Linked DNA regions of Mus musculus: all the other regions are linked to region 1. The links are chromatin loops, found by intact Hi-C in ENCODE. Cell type or tissue: heart. All regions are shown on one strand. Links, peaks and the distances in the headings refer to the core of each region. The heading gives the core; the rest is flanking DNA.

What was found. A loop is a pair of places that touch in the nucleus more often than their neighbours do. Peaks named below come from ENCODE experiments on the same cell type or tissue, not always from the same donor. Only the 100,000 strongest peaks of a DNase experiment are listed, where the experiment ranks them.
Region 2: a loop joins it to region 1, with 7 times the contacts of the local background. A loop is called at or near these places in 24 of 42 quality-filtered maps.
Region 3: a loop joins it to region 1, with 2.6 times the contacts of the local background. A loop is called at or near these places in 8 of 42 quality-filtered maps.

What each region holds. Positions count from the first base shown.
Region 1 is chr11:97,404,055-97,411,609 of GRCm38, reverse strand. It overlaps a transcript of Arhgap23 not described here. Among named protein-coding and RNA genes, the nearest start is that of Arhgap23, 42 kb to the left of the region's middle. In heart, for the core only: a CTCF peak has its summit at 3,206 (motif pointing left); DNase peaks (open chromatin) are centred at 3,219, 3,979, 4,859 and 5,389; H3K4me3 peaks cover 1,293 bases; H3K27ac peaks cover 2,197 bases; H3K27me3 peaks cover 322 bases.
Region 2 is chr11:97,465,551-97,473,105 of GRCm38, reverse strand. It overlaps Arhgap23 (Rho GTPase activating protein 23), which reads right to left. Exons shown (of 19, transcript NM_021493.2): 10 at 6,975-7,096; 11 at 6,519-6,674; 12 at 2,660-2,738. Among named protein-coding and RNA genes, the nearest start is that of Arhgap23, 19 kb to the right of the region's middle. In heart, for the core only: a CTCF peak has its summit at 3,984 (motif pointing right); DNase peaks (open chromatin) are centred at 4,075 and 4,285; H3K27ac peaks cover 1,147 bases.
Region 3 is chr11:97,625,740-97,633,294 of GRCm38, reverse strand. It overlaps Epop (elongin BC and polycomb repressive complex 2 associated protein), which reads left to right and starts at 3,579. Exons shown (of 1, transcript NM_175332.3): 1 at 3,579-5,908. The coding sequence starts at 4,014. The coding sequence ends at 5,123. In heart, for the core only: a CTCF peak has its summit at 1,173 (motif pointing left); DNase peaks (open chromatin) are centred at 1,174, 3,504 and 4,534; H3K4me3 peaks cover 3,816 bases; H3K27ac peaks cover 1,856 bases; H3K27me3 peaks cover 4,674 bases.

The sequences.
Region 1 (7,555 bases), core at 1,030-6,029:
CCCACACAGGATTTGAACCCAGGCATCTGGGCTCCAGAGTCTACATACTTAATCCACACTTGGTGGAATATTTACTGGCTGCTTAAACCCTGGGTGTGGTCCCTCTCTGGAAGACTGGCTTGAGTTAGAGTCTTGACTGAGGAAGTCTAGTGAGACGGGGGAAGCAGCCCAAGAGTCCCCTAGAGGGAAAGGGGATGAGGGGACCATATGCAGGACAGTACCTGCAGGAACACCAGCCTTTAGGGACAGACAGAAGAGAAACACAGGAAAGTGGCATCACGTGGGTCAGAGAGAATTCTTAGTAAGTTAACTGGGAGCCAATGGAAGTCAAACTGTGCAGACAGGCAGGGCTTCAGGGAGAGGGTGAAGCTGAGCAAGAGAGGTAGTGGGGTGGGGCAGGGAGCAGGGCAGGCAACTTGACAATCCAAGGGCACCTGGGCATGGCATGGCAGGCAGCTGTTTGAGTGGGAAGATGAGATAGCTCAGATGACAGCAGGCCCCTGAGAAGGCATGGGACAGGAATCCTGAGTCAGCCACGGTGGCCCAGGCCTGTGATCTCAGCACTCGGGAAGCTGAGGCAGGAGGATCACAAGTCAGAAGTCATCGTACTCTAGGCAGCAAGTATGAGCATAGCCTGGGCTATATAATGAAACCCTGCCTCAAAAAAATAAAGAAAGAAAGAAAAAGAAAAAGAAAAAGAAAGGAAAAGGAAAAAGAATTTGAGGGGGAGGGGCTGGAGTGATGGCTTGGCAGTTAAAAGTCATCTCCCCTTTTCTGGCCTCTGTGGGATTCAGATACAAATTTGGGGCACATACATATATTCAGGAAAACATTCATCCACCTAAAATAAAAATAAGTAGCCTGGTGTAGTGGTTCATGCCTTAAATCTCAGCACTTAAGAGGCAGAGGCAGCTGAGTCTCCATGAGTCTGAGGCCAGTCTGATCCACAGATGGAGCTCCAGAACAGTCAGGGCTACATAGTGAGACCCTGTCTCAATAAGTAAATAAAGCAATCTTTAGGACATGTACTTTAAGGGTGGCTGGCGAGATGTATCAGCAGCTCTTATAGAGGACCCAAGTTCAGTTCCAAGCACCCACATGGCAGCTTGCACACATCTACAAGTACAGTTCGAGGGGATCTGACGTACTTTTCTGATCCCCACAGGGACCAGGCACATACATATGCGGTGAGTGCACAGACATGCGTGCAGACAAAACACCCATATGCATGTAATAAACATACCTTTAAAACAATGTTGTTGTGGTTTTAAATGTAGGGACAAGCAAAATAGTGCAGCGGGTTAAGACACTTGCCACCAAAGCTAATGCCTGAGTTTAATACACAGATTATTATGGCGAAATCAAGAGCAAACTGGTCTTTTGACTTCCACATGTACATAGAAGGAGGTATATGCATGCATGTGCTCACAAATATACACACACACAATCATCAGTAAATGTTTTGTTAAGAAAGCAACAACAGGGCTGGTGAGATGGCTCAGTGGGTTAGAGCACCCGACTGCTCTTCCGAAGGTCCAGAGTTCAAATCCCAGCAACCACATGGTGGCTCACAACCATCCGTAACGAGATCTGACTCCCTCTTCTGGTGTATCTGAAGACAGCTACAGTGTACTTACATATGGTGAATAAATAAATCTTTAAAAAAAAAAAAAAAAAAAAGAAAGCAACAACATTGGAAGACTGGAGAGATGGCTCAGTGGTTAAGAGCACTGGCTGCTCTTCCAGAGGTCCTGAGTTCAATTCCCAGCAACCACATGGTGGCTCACAACCATCTGTAACTCCAGCTCCTAGGGACTGAAGGATCTCTTCTGGTCTCCGCTGGCACTAGACACGCACATGGTGCACAGACACACATGCAGGCAAAACACCCATTCACATACAATATAATCAAAAAAGATTAAACCAAGCATTCAAAAGCACAGGCCTGGGAGAGAGACTGTGGGCACACAGGAGGAGACTGAGCAGATGGGAGAAAAGCAGCTCAGAGCTGCACAGGGACCAGGAGGACACAGAACTCGCCACAGGGCTGACTCCTGGTGTTGGGCCTGGGCCTGTGTTGGCAAGGAATTTACAGTGTCACAGGATGTCACAGGAGCCCTGAGATGAGATGCCCCGTCGGTCCCTCTCATCAGGCAGTTGTCTAGTTCTGAGGCCTAGTTACATTCTCTGCACTTCCACCTTATCCTTTAACATGCATCAGTAAGGCCTTCTCCATCCTCTGGCTATGCAAGAGAGGGAGGGGAGGCTCTCATTCAGTGACAGACTTGAGACACCCTGGAGCTGTAAGAAAAACACCACACTCGGGTGCAATTTCACTTCCATCAAAACCATCCTAGATTTCTCGTCCAATCCCAGAACTTGGGATGCAGAAGGTGTTGGATCTCTGTGAGTTCTGAGCCATCCTGGTCTATATCGCTTGTTCTGGGTCAGCCTGGTCGACATAGCTCATTCCAGGCCCATCCTGCAGAACACCCTGTTTGAGTCAAACAGTGCAGATTTCAGATTGATTCCCGATAGGTTGAGGGCTTCAAATTGGTCCCCCCCCACCCCAGCCATCGAAGACAGGGCCTTATAACCCCTTATAACCCCAGGAAAGGGTCAGAGGTCAAAAGCTGAACTACAAGTGCACAGTATGTAACTTAGTTGGTAGAAGAGCGTTCCCCTAGGACACATCAAACCCTGTGTCCCATCTGTGGAAGCTGGGCATGGTAGTGCATAGCTATAACCCCAGCTCTGGGGAAGTAGAGAGAAGGGGATTTGAAGTTCAAGGTCATCCATCCCCAGCTGCATACAGAGTTCTAGGCCAGCCTGGGGTACACCACACCTTATTTTATGTGGTTTCTGCTGAATTTGTATTGCTTTTACACTATGGTGAAGTCAAAACCATGAAAACTGAGTTGGGTGTGGTGGCATATACCTTTAATCCCACACACAGAAGGCTGCAGTAGGAGGTGGTTGTCAATTAGTTTAAAGCTAGTCTGGTCAACACTTCAAGTACCAGGTCAGCCTTGGCTACATAACAAGACTTTGTCTCAAAAAAAAAAAAATTAAGAAGCTGTCTCTCAAGCTACCATATGTTGGGAACTGTCTGTAAAATGGACGGGTGGATTAAAGGGCCAAAGGGCCATGAACTTGGCCTCTGCAGCGGCCCTTCCAATATAAGAAAACGAGGGCCCCCTGGTGGAGAAAGAAAGGAAGGCAGGGCTAGATAGGAAAGCTGGTTTTAGCACCCCGGGCTTTCAGCTCCTAGATCCTCTGAGGTCTCTCAAAGGAAACACTGCCCCACCTTTCCCTCCCCACACACAGTTTTACATCTCCAAAGCACGTGGACTGAATGTGATGGAAGGGCGGGGCAGTTTGGTTAAACAGCAGATGCAATCCCTTAAGGAACCCTTATTTTAGGGAGGGTAATGGACCCACAAAGGATGTTTTGGGATGGTGCTGAAATAGTGGGGCAATCTCTGTCCTGAGCAAAACAAGAGTGAAGCTGGACACTTAGAAAAGAAGGAAGTGGCCTTGGGGGCAACCCTGGACCCTTGAAGGCCTTTGATAAAAGGCAGAGGGAGGAGTGAAGGGGTGGGACACAGGCCTGGGCAAACCCACATACCCACTCAGCAGACCACAACCTTTTGTTCATCTGGTTGGTGGTTTTGTTTTGTTTCTTTAGACAGTCTCACTATGTACCCTTGGCTGGCCTGGAACTTGCTATATAGACTAGGGGGTGACCTTGAACTGACAGAGAACAGCCTGCTTTTGCCTCCTGAGTGCTGGGATTAAAGGTGAAGGACATCGCAAAGTATTTTTAAAGGGGTCAGTGGGGATATCATTCATTCAAAAGGATGCCAGCCCCCGGGATCCCTGCCACCTGTCCCTGTGGCAGAAATCCCAAGGTAAACACACCTTGGGAAGGAAGCCTAAAGACCTCTGGCTAGGTTCGGGCCAAAGGCATTAGGGACTTGCCAAACAGCTGGGGTCCTTAGCCCAGCAACCCTGGATAGCAGGCTTGGAACAGGAGACTGCAGTTTCCCTGGGTTGACAGTAGTCACATGAAACCTGCCCAAGTGTCACAGCAGGAAGAGATCACCTGCTCCATCAGAACTGTCTGCCTGCTAGGAAAACCTATGAGGTGGCACAGAGAGATGAGGTCTGGGGTGGGGACTCAGTTGGATCCTAATTGTATGTCATCAGCCATCAGTAGGGTCCTAACTGGGCCATGGACTAAGTGGCTGAGCACAATGTTAAACAACAGCTCCCAGAGGTCATGGTACCTGCTAGCAGGGCTTTGCAACACCAAGATGGAAGGGAGAGGAACTGGACTGTGTCTAGTGCGGAGGATGGTCTTTTTGATCTAATTTTACTTAACCCCATGAGAGCACTGTAAAATGGATATAATTAGGTCCACTGTGGATGAGGAAACAGGCTCAGAGAGGCTAAGTAATCTAAGAGGTTCTCCCAGCTCCGATTCAGGACTCAAGCAAAGTCTGACCTTGCTCTCCATTGTGGGGGCTGAGGGGCCAGACCCTTTCTGTACTAGGGATCCTGAAGTCCTATATGAGACCCAGACTCGGCTTTCCCCCCTAACATCTCCCCCCGACACACACACATATAGGAGGAGTCTGTTCCACTCTCAGGCTGCCCTCCTTTCAGGGAAGGAAAGGAGTAGAGGGGAGGGGGGCAGAGAGACAAGGAAAACGGAAAGAGAGGGAGGGAAGGAGAGAGGAGGAAAGGGGTGGGTGGCTCCTAACTCCCCCCACCTCCGCCCCTGGACAGTCTGGAAATCCCCAGCAGCTGCCCCTATATCTCCTTTGTCTGGCCCTGAGCCAGCCCTGGGTGGCAAGAGGGGAGTCCACTGGGGAGGAAAGGGGGCGGGGCTGGCCACAAGATTGGGGGAACCTGGCAAATCCAGCCCCTGGGAGAGATTCCAGACAGGCTCCCCTTTAGGAAACCCTACATGCCAGAATCCACACATACCAAGCAGACACACCAGGGAGACTCTTGCACTATAAAAGGATTCTCTGATTTACAAGGGGGCTCAGCACATGGGAAACTTAAAATAGGAGCTGCTGCTGCTGCAGCTCTGGTTTCGGAAACACCCCTTAGGAACCACCACGCTTCCGGGCAGCTTTGAACACCAGCCATTGGCAGAGAGGCTGGCAGGGCACTGGGTGTAGAGTACCCCAAGGTCTTAGACATATCAGGCTGGCACCTCCACTCCGAACCAGGAATCACCGCACACTGCGCCCATCACAAGAGTGTGCTTACATTTGGAAGGCTCCAGGCTGAGTAGCCTTGCTCTTCAACAGAGGCTATCCCTCTCTATTGCTGGCAGCTCTCACAGTGGCCTGGAGACAAACATCCCAGGACTGCCAGCAGCGCTCTGTGGAGCCAGGTCAGGAGTCCCATGGGCCTGAAGCCAGGTTCATACATACACTCCTGTAACACCAGCACTAGGGAATGCAGCCCAGGCTCCATGGTGACACCAAAAAGAAGGATGAGTAGAAGAAAGAAAATTCAGCCTCCTGTCCCACTCCCGGGGGCACGGTGGTGGGCATGGTGAGGAAGAGCATGAAGATGCTGGAGCAAATAGGTCATCTGGAGGCATACTTGGGTGGGGCTGTGAAAGACAGGAAATAGTAGTAGCCCTAGCTTTTCCCCCTTAAGAAAAACATGAAATTCATAATGTAACATAAAACTGATTTTATACTGAAGAACTCAGTGGCCTTTAGTGGCTCCCCTTCCCGTGCGTCCATCAGTACACAGCAAGACGAGGGGCTGTGTCCCCTTCCCCCTACCAGGCCTGGTGCTTTGGGAGCTGCCACTGGCCATTTAAATTAAGGCCAAGATGCCAAACAGGCCTAGAGACGGGAGCAACCCATGACCCCGCCCCAAACCTCACAGCCCAGCCCAGGAAAGAAAACCAGAGCACAGCATGCCACCCAACCTCCCGGAATTTAGGGTCATCCATCTGCTGACTCTTCACTATCACAGGTAGCCCATGCCTGAACCCCCTCTGCAACAGTGTGGGGAACCAGAGCTCACTAGGAGGGGAGAGACCTAAAGAGTCCAAGACCCCACAGCAAGCAGCTGAAAGGAGCCCAGAGCAGGGACAAGACGGTTACATGGACAGGTTCAGCATTTCCCGGCTCATCTAATGACAGAAAAGCCAACTCTGCCACTCCAAACCCCACCCAAGGACCCTATAGAGTCAGCATTGCTGGGGGCATAGCGGACACTCCACCCTCACCCTTCGCTGCCCCTCTTAGAGCTAGGGCTCTGGGCCAGAATCGGAGCCTCCTACTCACTGGCCTGACTGGTCAGACTCGGGGTGGGGTGGGGGTGGGTGGATACGCAGAGCTCCTTGAAGAGTGACAGCTCAAGCAAGGGGCCCTTCCCTGGTCACTAAGCCTAGCCCACACCCCAGTCCCGTGCCCGGAACCTGGGTAAGAGGCAAGCAGCCGCCCACCTGGCCAAGGCTGCCGTGCTGCCTTTGGGGCTCATGTGGCGAGCCTTCTAGCCCACCCCATCTTCTCACTGTCATGAAATGGTGGCAGCAGTTGCTGCAGCTGCTGTAACTGGGAGAAGAGGCAGACAGGCTGGGAGAAGTCCCTTGACACGTAGGGGGAAGGGCCGCTGTATCTTGAAGTCCCACTGGAGGGTGGGGACCTGGGGAACAACGGAGTTCTATGGCCAGCCCTCCAATCTGTAGAGCCCGTGCCCCTCAGCCCTAGGTTTAGCGAGCAAGGTCTAGGGGCTTCCCTTCCCAACTGGAGATGGGGGCTTCTAAATGTAGGGAGGGGTGCAGAGTGCACCCTCTGCGCTTGCTTCCCTGGTTATCAGCGATGGGGGAGTGCCCCGAGAGCGCGCCGTGTGCCTGTGTGCACCAGCTCGGTGTGGTTCGGCCCCATCCCTCTTCTCCAGCTCAGCCCCGCCCCGAGCTCCCGCGCCCGCACCCCTCCCTCGTGGTCCGGCCCTCGCTCCCGCCTCGCCCACCCTCGCCGGGTCACCCGCGCCCGCTGCCCTGGTTTTCAGACACGCGCCGGTATCCGACATCCGCTGACCTGCTCCATGCTGTGACCGCTATGCCGTCCTCCGCGTGCCGGCCCCAAGGGGCGCAGGGGGCGGCGGTCCCTCCATGCACTCTGGCCGGGCAGCTGCACCCGGCGACCGCGAGCCACGCCAGGAGCGCCTGGACTCCCCCGCCCCAGCCCTCCCGCCCCGGGCTCCGCCCCGCCGCAGACTCCGCCCCTCCGCGGGCTCCGCCGTCTCCCCCAGTCCGGGTGGGGGCTGCGTTCCACGAGCTCACACTTCGTACCCGAAGGCACCCGCTACCAGCTGCGCGGAGTCTCACTGAGACACACACACACACACACACACACACACACACACACACACACATATATATATACACACACAGTGCATCCCGGGGCCTAACATATCCAGGGGTTTCTCCTGCCTCCACATCCCGAGCTGCCTGTCCTGGGGTCTCTTCAATGGGGAGAAGATTCTGCTAGTCAGGAAAGGAGTTTGACCAAGG
Region 2 (7,555 bases), core at 1,050-6,049, 61 kb before region 1:
GAGAAAAATAAAAAGTCAGGGGTGGGGCTATAGAAATAACTGCAAAGACCAGCAAAGCTCAATGTATATCATATACAAAAAATTGTTCCCACAAATCAAGAGCACACAAGATGACCCAATAAAAATATAGGTGCATACTATGAATGACAGAGGAAATGGGCAGAGCTGTAGAGAGAATTCTTGTGTATTATAGGGATGCATCACCTGTCAATTAACCTATGTCCTATAGGAAAGGGTAGAGTAGAAGGTGGGACATCCGGGAGGCAGAAAGACTTCTTGGATAGAGCGAGGTTGGGAAATTTGCCCATGGTACCTAAGCACTGGTAACCAGCCACGTGGCAGAATGTAGATTCAAGTAACTGGCCTATACTAAGTTATGATCCAGTCAGAGAAGGGCTGAGCTATATGGCTAGAGTATTTGTAAAGATATTTTGAGTCTGAGCCTTATTTCTGGGAGCATGGGGCTGGGAGGGAGAACCCCGGCCTGACTTCTACATAGAGCCAGAAAACTAACAAAAAGCCTCACCTTCCCTTGAAAGGAGGGCAAGGCACTGAAACAACCACGAGACCATCCCCCTCCTGATGATCAAGGCTCCAAGCACTAATAACTAAGCCAGGGCTGCCGTCCAGCGGCAGTGTGCATATCCAGAATGCGCAAGGCCCTGTACTTGATGCCCAGACTGCAGAAAAGAAGAAAATTACAAACAAGGTGTGGCGATGCCTGCCTGGAATTCCAGATACTCAGGGACAGATAGGAGACCGTCAGACGTTCAAAGCCAGCCTGAGTAACTTAGTGTCTCAAATGAAGCAATAGGGGGCTGGAGAGACGGCTCAGTGGTTAACAGCCATCTGTTGACCTTGGACCCAGGTTCAATTCCCATGGCTGACAACCATCTGTAACTCCAGTTCCAGGGGATCCAATACCCTATTCTAACCTCCTTAGGCACTAAGCATAGACATACATGACTGCAGAACACTTCCACAAGCAAAATGAAATAAGTAAACCAAAAGAAAAAAGTAAGCAAAATAAGGCAGCTGATGAGCTGGCTCGGCAGATAGAGCATCCGCTACCAAGCCTGAGGACCAGAGTTCAATCCCCGAGACCAACAGGTTGGAAGACAAGAACCTCCACAAATAGCACATGCACCCCTGCCCCACCCCCACCCCCACCAAATAAATAAAACGTAATAAATAAAAATAAGCCAGGCCATGGTGATGCACACTTTTAATCCTTGCACTCGGCGGGGGGAGTGGGGAGGGAGATGATCTATGAGTTGGAGGCCAGTCTGTCTACAGAGTGAGCTCCAGAACAGCCAGGGCCACACAGAGAAACCTTGTCTCAGGGGGTGGGGGTGGGTGGGGAGATATATATAATTGAAAAGGTGACAGAGACATACTTGCACACTTGCTTGTGTGAATATGAATTCGGCCTCCTCCTTGTGAAAGCCACACCAGCCCTTATAGGAGACTGACCTACCGCTCCACACCTAAGCCTCCAGCACAGGTCCAGGCTTGTAAGGGCAGATTCAAGGAGGGGCACCGCCCAGTTTTAGCCCATCTAAATTCCCATCAGTAGAGAAGCCATCTGGAAAGCATGGCTTTTTCTGACTGTATTTCTCTCAGCAGGGAAGCTGCGACCTGCTCATACTGGCTGTGCAGACACAATGGAGATCTCTCTCCTGTCTGTGTTGGGAATACCATGCCAGTGGCTTGAAGTACGTCACAGTGAGAGTATTCACACCACAGAAACTGGAAAATGTAACACCCTGGGACTTTTTTCTCCCGCAGGGCCAGTTGTCAACATTCATCAGCGCATCACTAAGCTCCAACCGTCACTCCGCCCTGGGTTGGTCTGGGTGTCTCACCCATAGCCTCACAGTGGGAAGGTCAGGAAAGAAACACAACAGGTTGACAGAACTGCTTTGTCTGTGCATGATTTTTGTTCTGTGTTGAATTTTGAGACAGGGTTTCTCTGTGTAGCCCTGGCTATCCTGAAACTCTCTGTGTAGACCAGGCTGGCCTCGAACTCACAGAGATCCGTCTGCCTCTGCCTTCCGAGTACTGAGGCTAAAGGTATAGCTACTATACACTACTTGTAATTTCGATTTTGAAACAGACTTTTGTTTTATAGCTCTCTACGTAGCCCAGGCTGGCCTCAAAAACATCATCCTCCTGCCGCAGCCTCTTGAGTGCTGGGATTGGAGGCATGCGCTGCTACACTTGCTCAAACTGATAATAATGGGCTTGAGACGGGTTTCTGTGGAAGTCTGAGGTGGAATGTGGCTGTGCCGCACACAGTCTGGGTGACCTTAGCAAGTCACTTTACCCCTCTGAGTCCGTGTCTCGGCCCACGAAGGAGTTTGATAACAGTCCCTGCTCAGGGACTGTTACAGGGGGCAGTGCTAGGCTACAGAGACTGTTCGGAGCATGGTCATGACCTCAGCAAGGGAGGATGGAGTCAGGACTGATGGACAGATGGGCAGGCTTGGTATTTCACATACACAAATATCTTTGGTGTTTTAAATATAATAAAAATTACTTATAAAATAAATACTTGTAAAATTAAAACCAACAACCCAAATAGAGAGAGTGTGTGTGGCCAGGAATGGTGGGGAAGGGAGTGGATAGGATGCCCCTCCCAACGCCACCCACTACTCACCATCAGTGAAAAGAGGCTCCGGCAGCTTGCGGAAGAAAGCCTTGAGCAGGCTGCTGATGACATTGAGGTCCTGCCAGCGCTAAGGAGGAACGAAGACGTCAGGACACAGACAGGATCCCAGGGGCCCACATTCCCATGTCCATACACGCTCTAGGACCAGCCAGGCCACCAAGTCCCCAGGCCTCCATGCCTGTCAGAACACATACTTGACTACAGACAGCTCAGTGGGCTCAATACTGCCCCCACAAGAAGCAAGAGGGCCCAAGGGTGGGGAACAGACATCAGTACAGCTACCCCACATAAGTATGCCTGGACATCTCCAGTGTATCTGTAAGTACCAGGCCCAGCACCTCCTCCTGACTCTCCCCAGCTAGGAGTGATCCTCTGAGCAGCCACATCACACAAAGCCCAAGGGTCCACAGCACAGGGCTTGCGTGCCAACTCCTTCCTGTCCCAGGCCCTGTGCACATGCTGTCCCCTAGTGGAACTCTCTAGCCCTGCCCTGCACAGGAACGCCTCCTCACCCTGCCTCACTGCCAAAGTCCAAGCGGCCACCCATGAATCCCACCACGGCGTCATCTGTATCACACTCTGACATTCTTCCCGACGCTTCTTCATTATCTCCCAGGAGACTGCCTTCTGAGGGGCCGGGATCCAAATGAGCTAAGTGTGGGGTGATTTTTGTCCCCCAAGGGTCTCCCATTTTCATGTGTGTGTATACATGTGAGCATGAGGATCGGAGTGTACATGCTCGGCCTGATCATTCTCTACCATTCCTCCACCTTATTCAATATGGCAGGGTGTCTCCATCAAACCCAGAGCACACCACGGTGGCTACTCTCCTTAGCCAGTTTGCTCTGGGGATCCTGTCCCCACCTTCTGAAGACAGGAACTACAGGTGAGCTACCATACCCATTCGGCATGACCATGGGTCCTGGGACCTGCTCAGTGAACCCTCTCTCTGCCCTTCTTTATTATCAGGGCGTTTGGGACCTGTGCATGTGGGGAGGTCGGAGGACATAGTCTCAGAGTCAGTCCCCTCTTTCCTCCGTGGGTGCTGAGTTAGTGTCAGCTCACCATCAGGTTTGCTTGGCAAACACTTTTACCTGCTCGGAGTCTCCAGGCGGGCTATTTTGGCTTTCCCATCTGGGCTGAGGGAGCACCACATACGTGGGAGGATATGGCCAGGGATGGCGCTAAATTTCCTCCACTACACTACCACACGCACACCTCAATGCATGATTAATTTGCCTCAAATGGTCACTGAGCTAGGGAAGAGAATCTGCTCTAATAATTACGGGAAGAGACAGTTCACTCTGTCCACCAGGGGGCACCAACACCCTACATGCCGTAGCTAGGTGCTAGGCTTATGCTCTAGTTCTGAGTTCCTGTCTCAGAACTGCCCAGAGAGCAAGGAAACAAGTCAGCAGAGACACAGGTGTAGGAGACACAGACTCATCACAAAGAGCCTCAGCTCTGTGCCAGAGTGCCCAACATCACCCTCTCCATGGGCGCATACACAGTACTCACGTCCCACAGTTCACCAAAGCACTGATTAAAACATCTGTGCGAGTGATACCCGCTACTAAGCTGCAGCCAGCACACTGAGCCTGGTCAGGCCAGCCACCCCTCCAACTCTGGCCTCTCTTCTTCCTGGCTAAGGCGAGCTGATGTGTTTCACTGAATGCTGACCCGGTCGGAGGCGGTTCCTACAGGTCCCTCTCAGTTCCTCCCTGAGGGCTGAGCACCTCTCCTCTCCCTCTGAGCACGGCCTCTGTCTGGTCTTCTCTGATAGGGTCTGCTCCCACACCAGCTTCCTAAGAGCTCTGTCTTTCTGCCCTTCCAAGCTGGTCTCAGTCTGCCTTTTCCCTTGGTCCCAGGCTGTCACATGACCTCACTTAGTCAGGGCCTGAGGATACTGTCAACCCACATAGGTGATGTGCCATCATCCCAAATGCAGTAGGGCCACAATCTGACTCATCTCCTTCAGCTTCTCCTCAAGCCAACCTGTTCCTCACACAGATACCAGTCCTCCCTCTGGTCTCTCTGCCTGTCCTTCCTCCCTCTCCCGGCCTCCACTTACCCAGGGCCCTCTGTTATCCTGACCATTAGTGACCCCAGCATCTCTGGGCTTCTTTCCTCCCCCTCTGCTCCCGGGCTTGCACTCTCAGTTCTCCACAAAACCTCAGCATCGCTCTCGCTCACACCCTACCCTCGGCAGTGCTCCCCCCAGATCTGCCAAAAGTTCCTCACAGTCCTCTGGTTCAAGGTCAAAAGCTTTAGAAACCCATCACTCCCCCTGGGTCTTACATCCCCACCCCCAAACACAAAAAGTGTATCCACCTTTTTCCAACCCTCAAACCCTTCCACGAGTCTCAAACAACGCTGTCATTCCCTGCCAACTCTCCCACCTGCTCTCCTATACCCTCAGGAACTCTGGAGGCTGCCTCTGCTCCATCCCTCAGCAATCCCTCCCTCCTCTTATACACAAGTGCTTAATGGCAGGTCCTGGGGTCTGTGGTGCTTCACTAGCCAGATTCGTGGCTTTCCCCTGTAAAGCCCTTTGCATTAGAGCCCCTTTGGTCAAATAAAATCTTAACACAAAAATCCAAGGTGGGGCTGGCGAGATGGCTCAGCAGTTAAGAGCACTGACTGCTCTTCCGAAGGTCCTGAGTTCAAATCCCAGCAACCACATGGTGGCTCACAACCATCCGTAATGAGATCTGACACCTTCTTCTGGTGTGTCTGAAGACAGCTACAGTGTACTAATGAATAATAATAAATAAATCTTAAAAAAAAATCCAAGGTGGGCTAGTGAGAGAGGCGCTCAGGTAAAGGTGCTTGTGCCAAGCCCAAAGCCGAGTTTGCTCCCGGGACGCACATGATGGAAAGAAAGAACCAACTTCCACACGTGCACCACAGCATACACAAAGTCTGTGTGGAGCCCCCAGCAAATAAACGAATAGATGTGAAAAGTTCAGAGCAGAGCAGGGTGGCCCTCCATCCAGCAAAGGAAGGGGTCTTGACTTGAGTGTGGCCTCTTCAAAGCCCCTCTGGGAACCTAAGACTCCAGGAATCATTTGAAAACTGCCAGGCATACTACCCACTCTTTGGTGCAGTGTGTCAGCAGCTACAGTCTGCTCTCAGCTTCAGCCTCTCTTTCCAGGCTACACACTGGTGGCCGGCCACCTTGAAAGCAAGGCGCACCCTCTTCCACCAGGCCAGGGATCTTTGAACCTCAGCGGCCCATGGAATGCAGCCCATTTTGCCTGGTGCTAAAGGACTGTAGAAAGGAGAGAGGGTGGGCAGGATGAGGATGCAGAGGAGAGCGGGGGAGGCAGGAAGAGCAGCAGGAGGCCTAAAAAAATGCTCACTAGCTGGCTCTCTTGGAAGTTCAATTCCCAGCAAGTGTTCAGCCCTCTCTCTGCCCGTATTTGTATTTGATTTTAGCTGAGAGAACTGGGCCGTCCTAAGTGCTCATGCAAAACTGTCACCTAGCCAGGGAGGACAGCTGCCTTGCCACTGCACATATCTATAATCCCAGCTCTTGGAAGGCAGAGGCCTGGGCTACATAGAGGACCCTCTCAAACAAAACAAAACAAAACAAAACAAAACAAAACAAAACAAAACAAAACAAAACAAAACAAAACAAAACAGCTGCCTCTGTCTCAGTACCCAGCAGGCCAGGGCTCCATTTCTTTTTGGGCCATCCTTGGGGAGGTGCCCACTGGGCCTGCTGACTGGGCAGGCAGGCTTTCTCCTGCCACCTGGACACTCTGGCCCAGTGACAAGCAGAGTAGAACATGGTGAGTACAACCAGGCAGTTCCTGGACTCCACCAGCAGCCGAGCCACACCCACCTCATCCTGCAGGTTGATGTCACTTGGCCCACGGTTGAGCTGCTCCTGCAGGCTAGACACCACTGCGTTGTTGCCAGGTACCCGGTAAATGCCAGTTGATTCCAGCCCCCGGGCCTCCACAATACGGCAGCAGGCAGCAACGATCAGGGGGACACGCTAGGAGCACAGACATGGGAGAGGGATTAGGGAGATGGCTGGGGTAGGAGGCTAAGTGGTAGAGAATTAAGACCAGAGCTGCTACCAGGACACCCGAGGAGATGAAGTCTTTACGGCCTCCATCTAAGGGTCAGAACTAATATGAGCCACCGACTCAGAAGGTGCAAACCAGGGCGGACCTCAGTTCGGCAGCCACCTGGCTGTGTACATGAGGAACGGGCAGCCGCTACATCCTCACAGCTCTGGTCCCCTACCCAGGTCTCCTAGGTGCTGCCTGCTTCGAGCACTGTGGGGACCCACCTGGTTCTCGGTGGCAGGCTGGCACTCCTCCAACCGGATTCCAAATGCCCTCGGGGCGGCCTTCTTGTTCTTCTTGATAATATTGATGCCCCAGGGGGTTTTGGGAGCTGCAACACTGTCTTCTGGGATGAACAATGGCAAAGAGAGCTGGGGTCAGCTGAAGGAGGTCAGAAGGGTCCCACACATTCAATGCCACACCCACACACTAGGACACAGGGACTTCATCAAATAACTAGGGAGACTGAAAGGTGAGAGAAGGCTTAGGGGGCAAGGTGACTGGCCCCCAGGAAGGAGACCATGGCTCCATGAGGGTAGTTGGTGGCCTCAAGGACCAATCTGTGAGATGAGAGCACATTTTGGCATGACCAAAGGAAATGCTTTCTTTCGGCTATTTAAAAAAAAAAAAGATTTTAAAGTTTAAACAAAAATATGTGTGTGTGTGTGTGTGTGTGTGTGTGTGTGTGTGTGTGTGTGTGTACTGGGGGATGCATATGAGTGTTGACGCCCACAGATGTCAGAGGTGTCAGGTCTCCTGAGGCTGGAGCTGCAGGTACTTGTAAGCTCTGAGAATCCAACTCAGG
Region 3 (7,555 bases), core at 1,050-6,049, 220 kb before region 1:
ACCCGACTGCTCTTCCAAAGGTCCTGAGTTCAAATCCCAGCAACCACATGGTGGCTAACAACCATCCATAATGAGATCTGACTCCCTCTTCTGGAGTGTCTGAAGACAGCTACAGTGTACTTACATATAATAAATACATAAATTTAAAAAAAATAAGCAGAATTTTCACTGGGCAGTGGTGACACACGCCTTTGATCCCAGCACTTGGAAGGCAGAGGCAGGCAGATTTCTGAGTTCTAGGCCAGCCTGGTCTACAAGTGAGTTCCAGGACAGCCAGTGCTACACAGAGAAACCCTGTCTCGAAAAAAAACAAAACAAAACAAAACAAAAAAAGCAAAAATTTCAAAAAGCGGAAGGCTCCTGGGGAACAACAGTGGAGGCTGACCTCTGATTTTGACAATGTGCGTACACAGTCATGTGCCTTTGAATATACAGGAACATTCCATACGTTCACACAAAAATAAATTTAAAAACAAAGTATATGTGGTGGTAGACACTTATAATCCCAGCTACTTTGAAGGTTCAGGGCAGGAGGATCTGGAGTTTGTAGCTAGCACAGGCTACCAATTGTCACGGAACTGAACAAACCAAGAAACAGTGTCTGTGCTAGAAGAGCAGATCTGGGCAATAAGTAGCAGAATTCTTACAGATTAGTAAACACGAAATGCTGAGAAGTGGGGCTGGAGAGATGGCTCAGCGGTTAAGAGCACTGACTGCTCTTCCAGAGGTCCTGAGTTCAATTCCCAGCAACCTCATGGTGGTTCACAACCATCCGTAATGAGATCCAATGCCCTCTTCTGGTGTGTCTGAAGACAGCTACAGTGTGCTCATATACATAAAATAAATAAATCTTAAAAAAAATAATGCTGGGAAGTTCGGCCTGGAAGGCTAGGACAGTTCAAGGAAAAAGTTTACCCTGGGAGATCCTGGGAGGCCCCTCCCTTCAAAATCCCTGAACATGCTCCCTTCTCCCTTGGTTAAGAACTAGATGGGCTTCGAAGGAGAACTGTCTTCTGGGCTAGCCACCTCCCCCCCCCCCCAAGGGCCTTTCCTATTTCTTTTGTCCTTCCCTCTGGAGTGGCGTCAAACAGTTCCTCGCACCCAGCTTGTGTCTGTAGGGGAAGCAGCCACCCATCCTGTGGTAGGCGGAGGATGGGGGCGAGTGCCCTCTACTGTTCACTGTGGGAAGTGCAGCAGTTGGGTCGGCCCACGTGAGGGGATTGGTGCTGGGAAACTTCGCGTTCAGCCCTGCTGTTGATATTGTGAGAAAAGCACAGTTGTCCCATTTTCTGAAAGGGACGTTGAGACACAGCGTATCTGGGCAATCATAGCCGCCCCCACCAAGTCTTCTGAAAAAGATGGTACCTTGACGTCGGGTCATTTCAACTGTGGCATATACCCATTCCCCACAGTGTTTTTAACTGCTTCCATGTATTCCGGGAAGGGAAGGTGGAGGGAATTTCTCCTCCAGGGGAGAACTCTTTAACCGTGTTGACCCCTTCATTAAAACCCTTATCTCAGGGTTGGGGAGCTGGCAGCTTTGGAGTGGGAGAAGGGAGAAGCCTGGGAGCTGCATTGTTATATAATTTTCCCTGATTTATTCACACAGAGATCCACACCGTGCTGGGTGCAGGGCTGCAAATTCGAGAGACACCAGAAAACGGGGAAGAGAAAGGAGCCTCCCAGGCCAAGCTCCTGCAGTGGGCCAAGGCTGATCTCAGACATCTGTCACAGAACCTAGAGAAGAGCATGGAGTTAGATGTCTCTCTCTCTAAGCCAAAAACATCCTGCTAAGGCTTCCAACCCCCTCCCTAGTGCAGATCACCCACCTTCTATAATGTCTTCCAGATAGAGAGAGAGAGATTAAAGTAGGGTGAGGGCTCTATGGGCAAAGGAGCCTGGAGGTTAGATCCAGTTCAAACATGTGACCTGGCAGGACCCCAGAGGGACCCACCCACTTCATGACAGCTGTTCCTTAGAGGAAACCTGGGGTAGGGGAAGTGGGAGATCAGAATATTGAACCCTCTTCATCAGTAAGTCCCACTTTGAAGCTTTACCTTGGGTCTCTGCCAAGGAAAGGGTGTGTGTGTGGGGGGGGGGGGGGCCCATCCTCCCATCCCTTTCTTCTCAGGTCTTGTTTGATGTTATTTAGAAAAACAGTGTGTCTATTGTCACCGCTGGGAGGATGAGGATGCAAGCTGCATCATTTGTCCTGGTACAGAAAAAGCGATTGTACATGTTAAGTGTAGCACTCGGGAGGGTGAAGCCAGACGCTGGAGTTCCAGGCCACATGGTGGGTGAGACCCTATCAGCGAGGGAGGGAGAGCTTTCTTTTGCCCTGGCTCAGAAGAAAAATCTGTATCCCTCAGTCTCATCCTACCCCTAGTCCAAGCCAACATATAAATCTCGTGTACTTCTGCAGATGAAAAGCAGCTGTTTCTAACCTGATTTTAGGATGACGATGAATAGCCCAAAGACTCACAAATGTTTATTGTGCCGTTTGGGCAGTAGGGATATAGCAGTGATCAAGACTGGATGCTCTACTGGCCGCTGGGCTCGACTGTGCAGCCAGGGCACCAGCTCTTTCTAGACTCCGAGGAGAGGTCAGCACTAAGGAACAAGCCAGTTTCACAAATGAGCAGGCTGTGTAGGAACTAGAGGGGAAGAGATGTGAGAGATGTGTACATTATCAGAGCATGTTCTGGAAATTATTCACTTTTTGTTTGTGGATGGAGAGTAAGGTTTTTGGTCTTTTCCACCCATTCAGGTCGCTCAGGATCCAGATGGTCGAGTCCTGGGATCTGGAGGCTCCCAACGGTGCCAGCGCGTTGGAATTCCGTTAAGATGTGGGGCACTTCCATACTTCACCAAGAAAAGGAAACAAGTACGGAGAGAAAGTCAGCTTATTGTCTTCCGTGGGTGTGTCGAAGCTCCCCTTTCTCCAAATTTATTTTTTTCTTTTATGAATCTTGCACATATATAGCGAATTCCTAATCATTCACTCTACAAGCGTTTTTGTTTGCTTTTGAGTTCCCGAGTGCCAGGCCCCTGTTCTACCGGCCCTGAGCAAAGACCACAGGACACTCTTAGCAAGCGACTCCTTGCTACACCAAGCTCTTAAGCCACCGACGCTCGGCTTCATCTTTTTCCTCTACGTTGGTTTTGAGTTTGTCTCTCTGAATTCACGGAGCACCATTTTCTTCCAAAGGGCTGAAACAAACTTTCCCATTTTACAGATGCGGAAAAACCGCGACTTCTACTGGGTAAACAAGTGACTGGACCTGCGACCAGCTAAAACGATCCCAGGCCATCAACAGGCCACCAGGAGCCGTGCGTCTGGCCCCTCGCACTTCCACCCGCGCGCGCCTAGATCCACGCGTCCCTGCTCTCCGCCCTCCAGCCCAGCAGCTCCGGGTCCACGTGTGTGTGTCTGTGTGCGGAATGGGGACGGGGGCCGTGCCGCCAGAGGGGTGGGGTCTACGTGACGTCAGAGCAGCAGCGCCCAATCAGAGGCGGGCTCGCAGCCGCGGCGCTGGTATTGGGGCAGCGAGGGGGCAGTTCTCTATAACGCGGTCTCCGGAGCCAGCGGGGAAGAAAGAAGCTGAGAGGGCGGAAGGCGCCCTCCCCGCCGCTGGGCCCGGGCACCGGGCGCCGGGCCGGGGTCCTTCCCGCCGGCGGCGAGCGCCGGCTGCTTTGTTTGCCCCCGCCTCGGCGTTGAGGGGTGATCGTGCCGGGCATTGCGCCGGGAACGCGGCGGCAGGAAGCGCGACCGATCGCACCGGGGACGCGCGGGGACCCAGGAGTCCGGCCGCGGCGAGGGCCGCGTGACGATACCGAGGAGAGAGCCGGAGCGCCGCCGCGGGCTCTTGGTGGTGGGCCCCGGACGCCCGTGAGCACAGACCTCCCCGTCGACGGGGGGCGATGTTCCCCTGGCCCGCAGGCTCTTCGGGCCGCCGGGGTATCCCGCCGTTGGGACCAGGGCCCCCGCAGTGGGCGACCCCCAAGGCTGCTCCATGGAGACTCTGTGTCCTCCTCCCCGCCTGGCAGTGCCCGCTTCCCCGCGGGGGTCTCCCTGCTCGCCTACGCCCCTGAAGCCGCGTCGGGGGACCCCAGAGTTCTCCCCACTGTGCCTGCGTGCCCTCGCCTTCTGCGCCCTTGCCAAACCCCGGCCGTCCTCCCTGGGCCTGGGGCCTGGAGAGCTGGCGCCGCGGACCCCGGTGCTGCTGGGCCCCCCGGCCTCGCCATGCACAGGAGGCTGGGCCGCGGACGGCCTGAAGCACCTCGGGGGACAGGCCGGGCGGCCGAGCGACGTGAGCTCCCCGGCCCGCGAGGATGCAGACGTCGCGGTGTGCCCAGGCGGTGGAGAGGAGGAAGAGGGCGGAGGCGGCTTCCCGCACTTCGGCGCTGGTTCCTGCGCACCTCCGGGCCGCTGCCCTGCTCCCCTGCGTCCTCAGGACTCTCCGACCAACCCCGCCTGGTCCCCGCCCAGGCCAGCCCGGGGTCTTGATGCAGCTAGCAGTCCGCCCCTTGAGCCCGGCTCCCCGCCTCCGTCGCCACCTGCGGGCCTCTCCCCGGAGCCTGCGCCTTCCGAGCAGCCTGTGCCGGCCTCCGAGGCTCCAGGGGGTGGAGACCCTGCGCCGACCGCGCCTGAGGCACCCGCGCTCAGCCCCTCGACGGCAGACGCAGCACCGGACCCGCCCCGCGATCTCCGCCAGGAACATTTCAACCGCCTGATCCGCCGCTCGAAACTTTGGTGTTACGCGAAGGGGTTCGCCCTGGACACTCCAAGTTTGCGCCGAGGGCCCGAACGGCCCGCGGCCAAAGCCCGTGGAGCAGCCAAGAAACGACGGCGGCCAGCGCCGCCCCCGCCCAGTGTGCAGCCACGGCGGCCCGTCCCGACGCTTCCTACATCGAGCACCTTCAGCCTCCTTGACTGCTTCCCCTGTCCCCCAGCTCTGGTGGTGGAAGAGAACGGAGACCTAGGGCCGGCTTCCTCGCTTCGCCTCCAGGGAGACGCCAAGCCGCCGCCTGCCCACCCGCTGTGGAAGTGGCAGATGGGAGGACCCGCTGTCCCTGAGCCCCCGGGTCTCAAATCCTGGTGGGTCAACTTGGAAGAACTATGAGCGTCGGACCTCTTCTACCCGGGGGCAAGTTGGGTTCCCCGGACAGACTGAGGGCTCCAGGAGGGAGCATCGATTCTGAAATTTGGCTGATCTTTGCTTTGCATTTTATGGGCTGTGGCCCGCGGGACCTCAAATGACAGTGATCTTCAAGCACCCGAGAGGTCCGGCTGATGCTCTTTCTACTCATCTTTGTGGAAGATCCAAGGACTGGCGTCCGGGAAAGCCTGCAGAAAGCTTAGTGACCATCTCCGTCCTCCCTGCGGGCGGGCAGAGCCTTCACCGCAGGGGAGCACAGCGGCTAAGGCCCGAAGACCAAAAGAAAGGGACAGAGGGACGGACCTTGGTGATGGACAAACCGGTTGTTTCCATGTTTGAATGAGGGTCAGTTTAGCGGTGTGGGGGCTGTGGTTGGGGTTTGAAGGTGATTGACAGCTCCCTGGGGGCATCCCCCACCCCCCACTGCCCAGACCTTTAACCCTTTACACCTCCCTCTTTTCTCTCCGTAGTCCTCCCCCTCCCCAAGTTCAGGTGATTTTCCCTTGTCAAGATCTTCAGTCCCAGCCAGCAGACTTTACCCTTTTGTCCAGTTTTGGAGTTTCCCTTTGCCGGAAGGTTGGATGAAGGAAAGAGACCTCCAGCCTCAGCGTTCTCCTCACATTCTGAGAGGAAAGGAGGAAGAGGGCCATGCTGTGTGGCCCAAGGCTGGCTTTGCCCGGGGAAGGAGCCAAAAACTCCCGGGGAAAATGATGGAAGATGGAATAAATCAATAAAATCAGACCAAACAAGTCTTTCGAGGTCCTTGCCTCCGATTTATGAATGGGATGGGGGCGGGTGGGTAGGTAGAAGGCTAATTTGAAAGCATACTAAAGACACCCAACACGGGTGGGTACAAAACAGACTGGAGGAAGGCAAGTGAAAGCGGTCTCTGGGGCGTGGAGGGAACCTGTGCTGGGCGAGCTACCTTAAACCTTTCTTGGCCTCAGGCATTTAGGGAGTTGACAGGGATCTGATGGATCAGAAGGGGGCAGGGCCTGGGGGATTAGGTTTGGGGTCAGAGGTTCTGTTTTCCGGACTGAGAGGAGCTAGGCCTGGACCACGCCCCAGTCAGGACTGACTCCTTTAGTCAGAAGGGTGGAGTGGCTTTCTCTACACCGAGTGATCAGGTTCAGGGTAGGTGAGTTATGCTGCGAGCACGTGCTTTTGAGAGCTGCCGGCTACTGAGGGCTCTAATGGCCCTTGTGTCTACCTGATGCAAGTGTTCCCACGTGACACTGGGAAGGACGTGTGTTTGTGTGTTTCTCTCTCTTTTTTTTTTTTGGTGACCATGCTTTGTAAAAATGTTTATCGTTTGCACAGAGTAAATTCTTGGGGAGAAACTCTTGGACCTCAAAAGTCTTTTCAGAGCTCTCCCCTTTCCCCGGGGTGGGGGGCGAAGAGGGAAGGGATGGGGTGGGTGGGCGCTTTGGCTCTTTTTTCCTTAACATCTGGCCTTTATGAACCCGGTTGACCTACCCTCCCCCCTCCAGCTGTGTCCTGGGGAGGGGGAAGGAGGAGGGGAAGAGTGCTATCCATTCCGATGGGGCAAAGGTATCCGTCATCTCCCTCCCACCCTAGCCCTTGCGTCACCCCCAGCCCCCACCCCCGCAGGAGGGAAACGGGAGATTTTGGGGAGTGGGGAGAAAACCCCGGAAAAAAAATCAATTACAAGGGAGAAGTTGAGAAAGGCAGACGCCACGCTCATGGTAATTTCCCTGCTTTGGTAGAGTGGTGTCTTTTGGATGGGATTTGTGTCTTTTAGCCTGTCTGGAGCTGCCGGGTAGAAAGATTCAGCTCTGGGCAGAGTGCCTTCTCTGAGCAACTGGAAGGAATGGGGTCGCTCGGCTCCTCTCTCCCCACTGGAAGGGTTTAGCCTCCACCTAACACCTTTTGGTCAGACCTAGAACTACCCTCTGGGCAAGGTTTAATTAATTTCAAGACTTTCAGAGCTCCAAGCTCTGAGAAACTTCAAAGCTCTAGAAACTTCTAGCCATGTTACCTAGTAGGGGGCAGAATTTGGTTTTAGATCTACCACAGCAAATCAGCACGGGGTGATGGTTTTGAAACAGAGTTTTTTATTTTATTTTATTTTATTTTTTTCCTCCATTCACACTGGAACAGGCCAGGACCAAATGACAGGAGTGGACCCTGCTGCTCTGAGGCTCTAGGGGAGAGTCCCTTAGTGCTTTCCAGCTTCCAATGGCCCGAGGTGGTCCCTACCTCAAGTTCTGGAGGCCTCTCGGTATAAGGATCTTTGTGTTAGACTTTAGAATTCATCCATACTCTATTTAGTTGGTTGTGATTCCAAACTCCTACTGTTTTGAGACTGGACCTTAGGATTGAGCCCTTGATGGGTTGGCATTTGTGATGTAAACTAGACTGCCCTGAAACTTGCT